Linked DNA regions of Homo sapiens: region 1 is linked to region 2. A link is a loop called in an ENCODE intact Hi-C map of the cell type or tissue named here. Cell type or tissue: GM12878. All regions are shown on one strand. Links, peaks and the distances in the headings refer to the core of each region. The heading gives the core; the rest is flanking DNA.

The links. Hi-C counts contacts between places; a loop is a spot of excess contacts. Peaks named below come from ENCODE experiments on the same cell type or tissue, not always from the same donor. Only the 100,000 strongest peaks of a DNase experiment are listed, where the experiment ranks them.
Region 1: a loop joins it to region 2, with 2.1 times the contacts of the local background. A loop is called at or near these places in 1 of 110 quality-filtered maps.

What each region holds. Positions count from the first base shown.
Region 1 is chr4:170,849,138-170,856,941 of GRCh38, forward strand. No RefSeq gene overlaps it. Among named protein-coding and RNA genes, the nearest start is that of LINC02382, 110 kb to the left of the region's middle. In GM12878, for the core only: a CTCF peak has its summit at 4,470; a DNase peak (open chromatin) is centred at 4,384.
Region 2 is chr4:170,332,485-170,340,288 of GRCh38, forward strand. No RefSeq gene overlaps it. Among named protein-coding and RNA genes, the nearest start is that of LINC02512, 6.4 kb to the right of the region's middle. RefSeq lists enhancers at 4,132-4,271, 6,282-7,481, 7,329-7,378. In GM12878, for the core only: no CTCF peak of the experiment used is centred there; a DNase peak (open chromatin) is centred at 3,877; H3K27ac peaks cover 1,266 bases.

The sequences.
Region 1 (7,804 bases), core at 2,513-6,512, 520 kb after region 2:
TATGGGCCTGAATAAAATGAGATGTTGTTGGGGATGGAACCTGAGGAGAAATGGAATCAGCTTGTAAGGTTAGTGCCCCAAAATATCATCACCAAAAGCTTTTATGTTGATGATGGATGAATCTTTCAGACCACATTGGGAGTGACAGGGCTGCATCTACCAGTAATAGAATTTGAGGGGAATTTGGAGGATCAGATTTTATACATTATTTATGTCTACTTATCCCATATCTATGGATATCACTTCTTTCTCACCAATACTCTTACCTTGGCATAAGTGGCATCCTTGAATTAAATATTTCATAGGATTCCTCTTGTCCAGCTAATCATGCTTTAGGAATGGTTTCAAGCCCTAACTTCCCTGTGATTACGAAAATTTCATTATGTCTTTGGGCTCTCAACCCATATTCTTGTATATTTATAGGTAGTAAGTTTTCTTTTCCCCTATAGATTATCTCTAAAGCTATAGTAAGAAGCACAATGACTACACGTTCTTCACTTCCACTGTTGTGGCCACTGCAACTGTGTCATAGCAATACACCTTGTGCTAAGATTTGTGATAACTTCAGAAAACATGATGCCACCTGATCTTATGCATTAGCCAGATCCCCTTAGCAAACAGGTCATTCTCATGTTTCTCCAATACATAAGCAACAAAATTCAATGATCTTATTTTGATAATCTGTTTTCTGTGGCCACTTTAATATCAACTAACGTATCAGTAAGGGTCCCAGTAGGAACAGATGGTGCTCTCAAATTAAGGTAATTACATTTATTAAAGGAACTTTAACAAATATATAGGAAGGATTTAGGTAAAACACAAACTAAAGTCTAACATGCCAGGACTTGTAAAGCAGAGATACTTAGTATCCCTTGCCTGAAAGAATGAGGGAGAGGAAAGAGTCTTGAAAAGTGGAAGGAGCGAGATATATGGAGATAGCTTGGAGAGCAGTGACTTTCAGTCAGGAGACACAGTCAATAAGAGGCAATGGCACAGAGAGATGGTTGAGAGAATTAAAATAATGACATCATTCTCCTCATTGTCTGTGGTTTCCTGTTATCAAATAGAAACTAAAAGAAAGAATGAAAGTTCACTACCTGGCTCACAGAATGGATTGGAAGAAGGTGGATATAAATTTGAAAGGGCAATTGGAAGGCAATCTAAACACAGAGTTTATAAAATACATTTTAGGTAGACTTATAAATTCTAAATGACATTTTAAAATAAACCAACAATATTCACTCACATGGCCACGTCTAGCTTCAAAGAAAACTAATGATTATATGTTCTTTTATCTAAGTAGTAATTTGACTCCTTAAATATCTAAAAACTCCCTCTTTCTCTTCATCTTACTCTTTCTTTCCCTTCCCTTGAAATGCAAGGATTTGTGGTAATGTCACGCTAGGGCAGAGAATATGGTCAAGATAGAGAGGAAGCCTACATCAGACCAGAAAAAGTGGTTAGGGGCTGAGGAGGGAGAGAGGACATGCAGGGCTGAAGTGATCAGAATTGAGAGGGCAGCTGAGGCTTACGAGGCCAGCAGGCCTAATGGGGCCAAAGTGGAGGGATTTGGGTTGAGGAGATAGGAGGTGTTTGGAGCCAGTGGGCATGGTGTTGAGGAGGTTGTCAGGACTGTGGAGGTAGCTTGTGTGATCAGGAGTTTGATTACATAAGGGAGTATGAGCACTTAAGTACATATAGTGAGAGTAATGGGATGAAAGTTTCTCATCACCAGGGAATGAGGTAAAAATATGAGATGGAAAACAGCTAGAATGAACCCTCTTGAGTTCAGTTGGAATTAGACGTATTTGTATAAATACATGGTTTGGGATATCTATACAGATATATTAATGGATCAATAGATACAGGTAGAGGCACATATATACACAAAGAGATATATGGCAAATGAATAAAAAATAAATTAAGAAAAAGCTTTTCATTGCAGTAGGATGCCAACTCATAAATTTAGAATGAATGAGGAAATTAGAAAATCACCATTTAGTAGCCATCATAGGAATAATCAGCTCATGAGAATCATCAAGGGATGCCAATACTAGTGGGCAGAATTATCTCCCCCAAGTTACGTATTAATTACAAAGGAGGTTGCAATAAATTTATAATGGAGAAACCTGTGAGAAACTACCTTTACTACATGATTAAAGCTAATAACAGCCATGAGGAAAATAGAAATTATGTGCCCCTTGATGCCATCCAATGAGAAAACCAAAGCATTGTGTCTGTGATATCATAGCCAAAAATATACAACCTGAATCCAATGATAAGAAAACATCAGAAAAACCGAATTTGAGTGCATTCTGTGAAAGAGCTAATCTGTGTTTTTATAAGTCAGTATTAAATAAAGGAAAAATAGGAACTATTTCATATTAAAGGGTATTAAACAGGAACAGCACCATATGTAGTAAGTGAATCTAAATCAGATCCTGGACCAGAAGGAAAAAATACGTTTTAAAGGCATTGCTGACTTGTTTAAGAGTAATGGGATATCATCCCCCATATAGACAAAATTTAAAAATCATTAAGAGCCATATATATACACATATGTACACACAGGTACTTATACCTACATGCATATATAAGTGGAGGGAGGAGGAAAGTGGGAGATAAAGAGAGAATGTGGTAAAATACTAGCACTGGGGAAATTTGAATTAATGCCGTTGGGAGGGAGCTGGAACTCCTCTTTGGGGCCTGTGGAACCCCGTATCCCCAGATTTTTTTTAAAAAAATTGAGTTCCTTCAAGGGAAATTCCAGGCACCTCGCTAGCCTTAAAAAGTCAATGAGCAACTTGCTAAGCAAGAAGGTGATAATAACTTAAAACCGTAGCCAGGGAAGTTAGCCACAAGAATGTTTAGTTCCCCTGAAGAAACTAAAGATTACATCTTGACATTATATGGAAGTTCTGTGCTCCATTCTTGAAAAGTTTTTGTAAGTCATGTCAAAATGAATGATTGGAAGAAAGAAGACATTTACTTGTTGAGAAGTGAGAGGCAAGTAGCAATCTCTGTAACCCTTACATCTCAATGATAGATGCCTATCAGTTCCTGGGCTTCCTTAATGTGTTCATTTTTTTCTGTTTTTCTTTCCTAGCTACAATGTCATATTGTGTCTTAGTATGACTTTAAATAACTTTTAGAGAATTAAGGAAAAATGATGACAGCAGAAAGATTTAAATCCCTCTGGACTATCACACAAAACCAGGCCAAAGAACAAATGGGAAAACCAAAAACTCAAGCAACCACCATATATTGCATCATCTGTAACAATTATGAAATAAACCACCTCTTACCTTTCAGAGTGCTAATGGGGGTCCTTTGCTGAAGGCAATGGAAACTCTGATTTCAACAGGAAGACTTCATGAGTATAGGGAAGCTTAGGGAATAGCCTGCAGAGACAGAGAACCAGCAAGGAGACATATGAAAGAACATGATCCACCATCTTAAGAATCCATTCTGCTGAAAAATCATTGCTGCTTAGTCTCAGTGGTGCTAGAAAACAGATACTAAGAACTCAATCACAGTGGTCTTAGAAAAACCAAATACTTCTATCATTATGCTTCTAGAAGCTTCTGATTTCCATCTCCCAGTCACTGCCTCAGATTGCTCGTGTATTTATCTAAGCCTTACTTTGGTGTTCCCATTTTGTAAAACGTAATCTCACATAGTGCACCACCTGCAAGGGAGCAAAGAAAGTGTATATTTGCTTTCTCAATTCAATAGTACAGGAAAGAAAGCTAGAAATGGTTTGAATGAGTGTGAAGCAAGGGTATCTATAATATCTGTCATAATTTGATCTAAATAAAAAATGGAGTCTGAGCATGGTGCCTCATGTCTGAAACCTCAACACTTTTGGAGGCTGAGGAGGGGGGATTGCTTGAGTTCAAGACCAGCTTAGGAATCATAGGGAGACCTCGTATCTACTAAAATAAAGTAACATAAAATAAAAAAATAAATCTAAAGGGATCAAAGACTTCCTTTTTGAAACTGACATTATCGTAGTCTCTCTTCTGTTTGGATAATACAAATATAAATGAACATGAAGTCGTATAGTTTTATTGAGGAAAGGAAACACAAAGATTACCAATCCAAACTGTATAATTTTTTAACAACATACAGAAACAGAAACCCAAACAAGATCAATAATATTTCAGTGCTACCCACTTACACGTGGCAAGCTAGCTAGAATAAGCCTTACTAAGAATCTTACTAAGATTTCCTATCTGAATGCCACAAAAGACTGAATCTAAACTTGTAAGATGATATTTTTACCTTCATGTCAAAAATGGAGGAATCTTTTTCTTTTTCTCTGAGTTTTCACACTTAACATTGTGTATTTAAATAATTAAGTAGCATGAAAAATTCTGTTTCTATCAATCACTGTGAAAGTTGTCATGGTACAGTGAATTTTAGAAATATGTGAATAGTCTTCCTTGAGATTGCTCCCGGCACGGGTACGCCCCCTGCCGACTGGGAGAGTGCACCACTTCCACAGGCAACATTTTATTTTCTGCTGCTTCTCCCTAGGCTTATCATGAATAGCTCTTGGAGTCTGAGACTTTCAAAGTCAGCCCTGTAAGATCTACGCTAGTGCCAGGAAGTAGTGTTCTAGGAGCCAGTGCCATCACAGAAGACAAGATATGATCACTTTGCTTAATTTATCTCTTATTGTCTGTGGCAATTAATGATTTCTCAAAATATATTTTTCTTTCTTTTTGTTTTGTTAGTATTTTGGCAGAGATAAGAAAATATACGTCCTTTCAAACTGCCAATTATATTTTATCTTTCCACTTGGTTGTCTGATCCTGTAGCAACGAGGTCATAACCCATTTTAAAATTAAACGTTGGATCTTGACCTGAATTTTACTACTAGAAGAAACTTTAAATTTATCACTTTTTGTTCCATGGCTTTTTGTTGATTTCTTTTTTGAGTGAGTTGCCACAAAGCAGGTGTAACAGCAAGTGGTCAGTCCACTCAGCATATAGGTTTAGTCATAGTCAAAGAAGATGAGAAGCATTGTATTAGATTTTGACATTAAATATTCCCAGAAGGACAGTTCACATTTTCCTGTCTGAAGAGGTATTACTTATGAGTGCTTCAATTTTTATTGTAATCCTTGATGCAGCTCAAATCAACAGAAGGATAGCTTTAGGAATGAAAGATGGAGTTTGCACTAGCATTGTCTGATATTCACTCAACCTCAGATTGACAGTAATAGATTGTTACTAGGGTGTGCAGAGTTCACTGCAAAGAATTATATGTCTTTTCTGTCCTTGGCTGTGAAGTTAGGCTACGTCCACAGAATTTAACTTTTTATTAGTTTTCAGAACATCACTTTAAAACTATGTTAAACTATAATACAAGATCTGGAATATTATCCTTGCCTTTTATTAAATTTTCCAGTTTACAAGGTAAATAAGAAATCATTGAAATTAAATTCAAATAGTTAAAGGTTTTCTAATTTTGGTAAAGAAAAAAATTGTAACAGCTCACTGCATTGTGCTACAAAGAGTAGAACAAGGGCAAACTGAATACAGTTCCCTAATCGCAATTCTGTACATTTAACAATCAAATGTATTAATTTGCTTTAGTATACTTATTCTTTATGCACAGCTGCAAGCATATATTTTTATGGATTCAATAAATGAAAAAGAATACAAGCAGTATTGTAATGAAAAATATTTATTTATATAGTGTTATTTAAATGATAAAACATCAAGTTATTGCATTTAAAGTATTGAAATTCTAGTCCTTGGCAGGTTGTTTAGCTATATATTATTTAGATTTTTATTTGTTTATTTGTAATATAAAAGTGGTTAACCTAGATTGATATTTATTGTGTTTTTGTTTTTGAAATTATAAATATTGTCATTTTACATATGTGAATTACAGTAAAATATATTAAATTATGAATATAATCAATTTCATCCACTGCCTTGAACTCCCTAGAGAATAAACTGAACAATATTATAAAGCGTTTTTGCATAAATTCTAAAGAGTTCCAAATTATAAATCACTTTTATTCCCAAAAGTATCATTTTAATGCAATTTATTAAATAATAACAGAATCTAAGTTGAGTAATAATGTCCCCTACTCATTTATGTCACATTTTAATTTTAAAAAGCTGGCAAACTATATTATCATTAGTGTACAAGTCTCTAGGTCATGGACTATGGCAAATTCATAAATATGTTTGTAATTCTGTTTTAGCTTTTTAAAGATTGATTAGAATGCCACACAACAACATCTAAGTGTCGTTAATATTTTCAAAAAGTATATATTAAAGAATTATTTACCAAGCCTCCTGTATGTGTATATATGTATGTACATATACACTTACATACGTATATATGTGTGTAATAAAAATATAGTGATATTTATTAATATTTGAGAATGTTGACTTCCAAACCACTAAATAAAACTAGCAAAGTATAATTTTTCTCAGTATTATTGAGTATCACCAAATGGCATTTTGGGAATTTTTATGGGTTTCTAAAAATATCTCATTCTATGTTACCTGTAAAATTTTACTTTTGAGTTCACTATAGTTTGAGTGTTATTAGAAAGTAGAGGAAGTGTCCTCACCGTGCACTTTACATTGAAATGGATTGGGGAAAATATGAAACCTGAAAAAAAAATGGACTTCCATGTGATAAAAAGAAACTCTTGATTTGCATCACATATCAACAGCACCTATTGTTTGGAAAGCAAAAGTGCACATTCCAAAATGTCAAGAAGCAGAACAAGTCAAGGATGGAAAACATAGGAAAAAGGCAGAGGGTTACTAGCTTCAGAGAACTAGGTTAAATGTGATGGAAGAGCAAATGCTAGTAACACTGTCGAAAAGAGCAAAGCACAGAAGTTTTAGATGATAGTGTCAAAAATGTGACCTTAGCAATTTCAAAAAGAGATAATATAAAAGGGTATTCCTAGAAATGCCTCAAGTGGCCTCAGCCTGCAAGGCAGGAGAAGGACCATCACTACCGCCTACACAATGAAGTTCCACGAGACAAAGAAATTAAAAGAGAAATGGCAGGACTGGACAGTGCACAGAAATCCTAAAGGAAACAGAAGTAACTTATGGAAGCAATATTTACGACTCACCACTAAACCCGTAGCGTCTCTTCCAAAAACAATGCCAGACGCGGTGGCTCATGCCTGCAATCCTAGCACTTTGGGAAGCCGAAGTGGGCGGATTCTGTGAGCTCAGGAGTTTGAGACCAGCCTGGGCAACACGGTGAAACGCCGTCTCTACTAAAATACAAAAAATTAGCCAGATGTGGCGACGTGCGCCTGTGGTCCCAGCTACTCGGGAGGCTGAGGCAGTAGAATCGCTTAAACCCGGGAGACAGAGGTTGCAGTGAGCCGAGATCGTGCCATTGCACTCCACCGTGGGCGACAGAGCGACACTCCGTCTCCAAAAAAAAATTAAAAATAAAAATAAATAAATAAAAATATTCTTTACCATAAGACCAGACAGTAAATCACTGGTGATGTTACAATAGAGGCCATTATTGTGGAGTGCAAAAGTAAATAACGAGAACAGTTTCTATTCATCTTTAGCTGGAGTTGCTCACCTTCCTGAGAAGGCTGATTTTTTTCAGGTCAGACAAATTGAGGAAACAGTTCTACAACTTAAAGAAAAAAGTGTTATAGTTTTTTTTTTTACATCAAAAAATTGTCTCTGTTATATTCAGAATTTTGGAAGTGTTGGAAATTTTAGAGGTCCCTCTAGTAGAGCTTTTCTCAAGAGACACACCACCCTGGGGATCACACTTTTATAATTTTCC
Region 2 (7,804 bases), core at 1,890-5,889:
ACTTTGCAAGTTATCTCCAATATATTGTGGGTTAGCTATAGCAATATAAGCTAGATGCTGTAGATAGATTAATAATCAAATGTCTGCATTCATAGAATGACTACTAATGAACTGCTGTCAACAAGAAGAAAAAAGTTCGATCGGTGTAAGTGGTAGCTGGGTCCCTTTTCTCTTTACTATGTTCTTAAATGAACACATACAGGCAGGGTGTGGTGGCTCACACCTGTACTCCCAGCACTTTGGGATGCTGAGGTGGGCAATTCACTCAAGCTCAGGAATTTGAGACCAGCCTGGGCAACGTGGTGAAACCCCATCTCTACAAAAAAATACAGAAAATTAGCTGAGCATGGTGGCATGTGCCTGTAGTCCCAGCTACTTGGGAGGCTGTGGTCAGAGAATCACCTGAGTCTATGAGGTAAAAGCTGCAATGAGCAGAGATCAAGCCACTGCACTCCAGCCTGGGTGACAGAGTGGGACCATGTTTAAAAAAAAAAAAAAAGAAAATTAACATACGAAAAATACTTTTTTTTTTTTTTGTATGATGTGCAGCCTAGAAGGAAAGTGAGCAGTGGCATCAGGAGCCACTGAAAAAGTTATCAGACTGGGAAATTGTGTTATGCCTAATAATATTACTTTTATTAAGGATGAAAGTAAAATCCGACACTGGTGAACTCAAATCCCATGAGAGTAGGGACAGACATGGCACAAAGCATGGAAAATGGAACGAGATTTTAACTGAAAATACATTTAATATGAATCATCAATCAGATATGATCGCTATAGAGGCTAGTGCAACTTTGGCTAAATTAATAGAAATGTAGTTTAGAGAATGAGGGAGGCATTATCTTTCTCTTTTCTGTGTGTCAGGCAACACTTTGCTGATTGCTTTTAGTCCTAAGTGCCACAGTTTAAGGGAAAAATGCACAAATTGAGGACAGTTAATGGAAGGGTCTGGGGAAGAAGATGCCATGCTATAGAACTTTAGGAAGCACTGGAGCTATTTAATATGATGAAATGAATGTGCCTGTGTGTATCTGTGTGGTTAGAAGCATGAAATGGGTCAAAGATGGTTACCTGCATTCTATTTAGATCTAACAAATAGAATTAGGAGAATTAGAATTAAAGAGTGCATAGGGCTGGGTGCAGTGGCTCACACCTGTAATCCCAGCACTTTGGGACACAGAAGCAGGAGGATCGCTGAAGGTGAGATCAGCCTGCATAACACAGTGAGGCCCCCATCTCTAAAGAAAAAAAATGAGCCAGACATGGTGGCACATGCCTGTAGTCCCAGTGACTCAGGAGGCTGAAGTGGCAGGATTGTTTGTGCTCAGGAGGTTGAGGCTGTAGTGAGCTGTGATTACGCCACTGCACTCCAGCCTGGGGAACAACAGAGTGAGACCCTGTATCAAAAACAACAACAATGACAAAAAAGCAGAATCAAAGAACGTACTCTAAATGGGGACATTCTTTTGTCTAATAAATCTTAAGGCCAGGCATGTTGGCTCACTCCTGTAATCTCAGCACTTTGGGAGGCCGAGGTGGGTGGATCATCTGAGGTCAGGAGTTCCAGACCAGCCTGACCAATATGGTGAAACCCCATCTCTACTAAAAATATGACAATTAGTTGCACCTGTAGTCCCAGCTACTCGGGAGGCTGAGACAGGAGAATTGCCTGAACCTGGGAAGTGGAGGTTGCAGTGAGCCGAGATGGCGCCACTGCACTCCAGCCTGGGTGACAGAATGAGACTCCATCTCAAAAAAAACAAAACAAAACGAACAAACAAAAAAACTGCCACAAATCTTCAAGAAATTTCCTAGCTGATTTAGGGTAGAACACAGTTCCTTATGCTGGAGATGTGAGCACACATGTCCAAATGATTCCTGTTTACATTTCCAGCTAGAGTTGATGTTCTTTTAGTAAACTTTCAAAATCTCTTTTTAAAATTTTTTGAAAGTTTACTTTCAAGATCTCTTTTTAAAATTTTTTGAAAGTTTACTTTCAAAATCTCTTTTTTAAATTTTTTGAAAATTTACTTTCAAAATCTCTTTTTTAAATTTTTTGAAAGTTTACTTTCAAAATCTCTTTTTTAAATTTTTTGAAAGTTTACTAAAAGAACATCAACTCTAGCTGGAAATGTAAACAGGAATCATTTGGAGATGTGTGCTCACATCTCCAGCATAAGGAACTGTGTTCTACCCTAAATCAGCTAGGAAATTTCTTAAAGATTTGTGAGGGTTTTTTTTTTTTCAAAATCTCTGTTTAAGTGAAGTTACTTTTTTAGTAAATGCTTTTAGTAAACTTTCATAACCTCTTTTCTTAGATGTTTCTTTGCACTTCTGTAAGAAAGTTCATGGCAAGAGCTTGTTTAAGAATGTTTCGGGCCGGGGCACGGTGGCTCACGCCTGTAATCCCAGCACTTTGGGAGGCTGAGGCGGGCGGATCATGAGGTCAGGAGGTCGACACCATCCTGGCTTACATGGTGAAACCCCATTTCTACTAAAAATACAAAAAATTAGCTGGGCGTGGTGGCGGGCGCCTGTAGTCCCAGCTACTCGGGAGGCTGAGGCAGGAGAATGGCGTGAACCCAGGAGGCGGAGCTTGCAGTGAGCCGAGATTGCCTCACTGCACTCCACGTGGACTCCAGCCTGGGCAACAGTGCGACCCTCCATCTCGAAAAAAAAAAAGAATGTTTCTTCTATTACTGGAAGTGCTGACTACATGTCTTATGTTAAAGTTGCTTAAATGATCATATGATTTTTATTGGTAGTATTTAATTACGAGTTCCATTTGTCTTTTCTTTAATAGCCTCATTTAACCTCTGTCACTACAGTTGTTATTGCTATCATATGACTTGTAAGATAATTCCAAATATGTGGATAGAAAGTAAAAGTTTTAATGAGTCACTAAAAGATCCATTTGATGGTTCTTTCATGTTTTTGTCTTGACTTGCAACTCCAGAAGCTGCTCACCTTCATGATTTTGTCTGAAATCTGGATGATCTTTTGCCTGGATAATGGTCAACACTCAATTTGGCTTTGAAGAGTCAGGCCCACAATCTCAATTGTGATATAGAGGAGAGCCCACATTTCTACTCAGATTTTTGCTACAAAAATAGAATTCGTATCTAAAATAATAAAGAATTAATTGATATCTCATATAAGTTGAATCATGCAATATCTGTCCTTCTGTGACTGGCTTATTTTACTTAGCATAACTCCCTCTAGGTTCATCTATTTCACCTATATGATGTATCTAAGATACTTAAACGCATAGAAGCTGAAAATAGGATGATGGTTGCTAGAGGTTGTCAGGAGGGGAAGAATGGGGAATTGTTGCTTAACAGGTATAAAATTTCAATTATGAAAGATGAATAAGTTCTAGAAATCTTCTGTACAACACAGTGACTATAGGTAACAATATGGTATTAGACACAGTAATTTGTTAAGAGGATAAATCTCAAGTTGACTGTTCTTATCACAAAAAAAACAACATAAAAGACAATGACAAAAACAAAACATAAAAGAATACAAGGGCATTTTGGGAGGTGATAGATATGTTTAATAACTTGATTTCAGTGATGGTATCTCTGGCTGCATGAATTGGTCCAAACTGATCAAACTTGCAGTATGGTTTTTCTGTATATTAATTATACCTCAATAAAGCTGTTAAAAATTAATTCATGCTGATATAAACTTTAAAAAATTTGAGATGCAATTAAAATACAAGATTTAAAGAAATGTGAACACTGGTTGAAAATTGGTGAGAAAACATCTAATTCTGCCAGTCATCTCTGTTTCTCATTTATGTCATGCTACTTCTATCTAGATCAGAGCAAACTCATTCTGAAACTGTCTTGATTTTAGCTTCTGTCTTTCCAGGACCCATCGCCAGGAGCTGCTTTCCACTTATAGACACAAGTGGCTCACTCACTCTTCTAGGTGTTAGCTAGCAGGGGCAGAGCTTTCTCAGGTATTTTAGCATTCGTTGTGTTGGAAGGTCTCTGCTATGTTCCTGAAAATTCATTTTATCCCCTTTTTCCTTTGCTACATAGAAAGAGGAAGAAACCGTTATGTAGATTGTTCTGTGTGAATCCTCTTATGATTTTTATCACCATAAAACCTTTATGATTTTATCACCAGCTTCCCTGCAGTTTCATTTCACTTTTTTTTTTTACCTTATTAGTGTGTTATTGTTAATTTAAAAATAAAGAGATGACTCACTCATTAAACACTGCTCTGCTGGTTTAATGTTCCCCTAGCAATGGTCCTAAAAGGTTTCCAGATCATTTACAAACCTACATCTGATTCAATCTGATTTTAGTTACAGTCTGAGCTTATTATTACATACATTTTAAAGCATATTTAAACATAGCATCATTTGTAGTTTAAAAACAGAGATGTAAAATAACTTTGAAAAGAGGAAACTGAAGCTTTGTAATCATGTAGATACACTACCTGAATGGCTTACTGATAATTTCACTTTTTAAGTACATTTTACTAAAATTAGTCCGGATGTTTTTGTTTGGTTTGTAAGGTGTATAACTAAGTGTCAGTTCCTTAAGGGAGTTCAGTCCTCATGGAGTTTATAATCAAGTAAGAGAGTCAGGTGAAATGATGAAATGAAAACACTCATCAAATATAAATGACGTTCTTTAAATGCACCTCTGTTAGACTGACTCACTGAAATCAAACCTTGCCATTCCCTAGGGAACATTTTCTAATTTATGGCCAGGACATGCTGAATGCTCACAGCTAGTAGATTATTTTTTACTAAGTCTGCAGTGAGGCACCTGCTTGCCAAGAATTAGTTGTTGGTTCCCAAACCTATTTATGACAGTTGTATTTATTTTGGTAATAATATATTACAAGCAAATATTATAGAAACTAACGACATTGTGAATAAAAGAGTGTCTTATTTCTATGAAGACTAAGTTGAAGTCTTTGGAAAGGTTATAATAAAGGTAATAAAAATAATCAAATTATGTGTGGGCAAGATGACTACAAAAGATTAGAGAAAATCTTAAATTTTCAAAAGGTTATATACTCTGATTATTGTAAGAATCTTTAGATTTCCATTGTATTTAAATAAAATACTAAAGCCTAAGGATTACTGCAAATAAGATGTCTTAAGACTTCAACCAGCAGATTCATTCTTTAATTAAAAAAAGCCTTTGTTATATATAAGTACATTGGCAAATGTATACATTTTTAGATAAAATAAAAAAATTAAAACCTATATGTTTTTGACTTATCCTTTTAACAAACTTTTAAAATTAACTTACTATTAGCTTTGCCCATGTATGCTAAGAGGACTTTTACAATGACAAGTAAGAAGAATACATTGATGATACCTGTTTTGGTCCAGACATTTCCAGAGCCATGGAATAGCATGAAAAAAAAAAAATCTTCGAAATATAATTTATTCCTTCGAATTGGAGTCAAACTTAGAAGCATCCATCAATGGATGAAAGGATAAAGAAAATATGGCATATATAGACAATGTAATACTATTCAGTCTTAAAAAAGAAGAAAATTCTGGCGTTTGTGACAACATGGATGAACATGAAGGACATTAGGTTAAGTGAAATAAGCCAGGCATAGAAAGACAAATACTGGCTGGGCGTGGTGGCTCACACCTGTAATCCCAGCACTTTGGGAGGCCAAGGCGGGCAGATCACGAGATCAGGAGTTCGAGACCAGCCTGGCCAACATAGTGAAACCCCGTCTCTACTAAAAACTGGGCATGGTGGTGGGTGCCTGTAATCCCAGCTATTCAGGAGGCTCAGGCAGGAGAATCACTTGAAACTGGAAGGTGGCGCTTGCAGTGAGCTGAGATCGTGCCACTGCACTCTAGCCCAGGCAACAAGAGCAAAACTCTGTCAAAAAAAAAAAAAAGAAAAAGAAAGAAAGAAAGAAAGGAAGAAAGAAAGAAAGAAAGAAAGAAGAAAGAAATATAAATACTGCATGATCTCACTTATATGTGGAATCAAAAAAAGTTGAATTCATGGAAGTAGAGTACAATGGTGCTTACCAGAGGCTGGAGGGAGGTAGGTGGAATGGGGAGATGTTCAAAGGGTACAAAGTTTCAGTTAGACAGGAGGGATATGTTTTAGAGATTTATTGCACAGCATGGTGACTGTAATTAATAATGCATTGTGTATTTCAAAATTGTTTTAAAATGTAGATTTTAAATGTTCTTACTGCGAAAAACAGTATGTGAGGTGATAGATATGTTAATTAACTTGATTTAATTATTCTTATGTAAACCTATATCAAAACATCACATTGTACCTCATAAAATATATAAAATATTACTCATCAATTAAAAAATAGGTTCAAAGAGTTACTGTGAAGGCTTTGGTTGATAGTTTTCAAAGTCTTTTCATAATAATGATCTCATGTGGAATACAGAAGGACTCCTTCAACAGTTCACAGGAAAACAGCTGTGTGTTTCACAGGGAGGTAGGTCCTTTTAAGTTTGAAATGGAGTTACGTTGGTGGTGGGTGATTTGTTCTGAACGTAAATCTGGGATTGTTCCTAGATTATTAACTCCTCAATGACAGATGTTATTGTGTTTCTCTTGGCAAGTGGCAAAAGTGTTAAACGAGATTCATGAGAATTCCACGTTTAAGCATTATTAGCTTGACTCACTCAATGTCACCACTGTCAGCTGGATACAATGGGTAACACCTTCTTATATGGCAGTCTTGTTTTGAGATTGAGACAATGCAATAGAGATTAACATGAAAGACAGAAAGTCCTATGTACAATGATGTGTTTTATCTGCTGGGACTGGGGTCCGGTAGACATTTGACAACTTTTGTCCACACACAGATTTCAGAGAGGATGTTTCTTTGTTGTGTCCTGTCAACATATATGAGACAAACTGCAGATTCGTCTTAAGGGAGCTGAACATTAATTCATTGATAGCCCACTTTTTTCTTCCAACCTAGTGAGGCACAGTATTATTGTAGGGCATAATAAATTCCTCTTCAAAGGTTTTAGCCTGTAAATTGTTAAGTACAATGAGTTCTGAGATCCTCTCCAAAGAACCAATGTATCAGTATGTTCACCTCCCCTGTTCTTTGTTCTTCATTTGAAAGTTTAACTTCCTCATTCTCTTTGTCTCCTTGCCCCTAGTTTCAGCAAACAACCCCCTCCTAGCCTCTATCACCTGCTCCATTCTGAGTCACCCCTGGTCATCTGCTCTGACCTGAGTCATCCTGAGTCACCTGTTCTGTAACCGTCCTTTCCACTAAACTACTCACCCCACCACTCCAGCTTGTACCTCTGCTCTCTTTAAAATAGCCAATCAGAGTTAGCTTAGACTGTGCAGTCCAACCCTAGCCAATAGGTGAATGACACAGCAGTGGGGGCTACCTGCGTCAGGGATAAGAACTCCTTCCCCTCCCTTGTTCAGGTGTGCTTTGGCCATTACTCCATTCACGAGTTGCACCCTTCTATAGAAGTAAAAATTGCCTTGCTGAGAAAATTAAATTTATGTTTCAGTGCTATTTCTTTTGTGGCACTGAAAATTTGTTTCTCACACTATTTTCTCTATCTAGCTAAAAGAAAGAGTAGTCTGAATTGTCATTACTGTACAAGGGACTCTGCTGCCTCTTATAGCTATGTAAAGTTTTACTTTGCCTTCTGATATGCCAATTGATGCCTAAAAGTTCTTTTCATCTTATTTATTAATGATTTTGTCAAAACTACCTAAAAGTGTAGATTCTAAGATATGCAGTTGTATCCATTATAACTAGATGGATGATAAAGTCTCATTAAGAAAGACAATTGAAAACA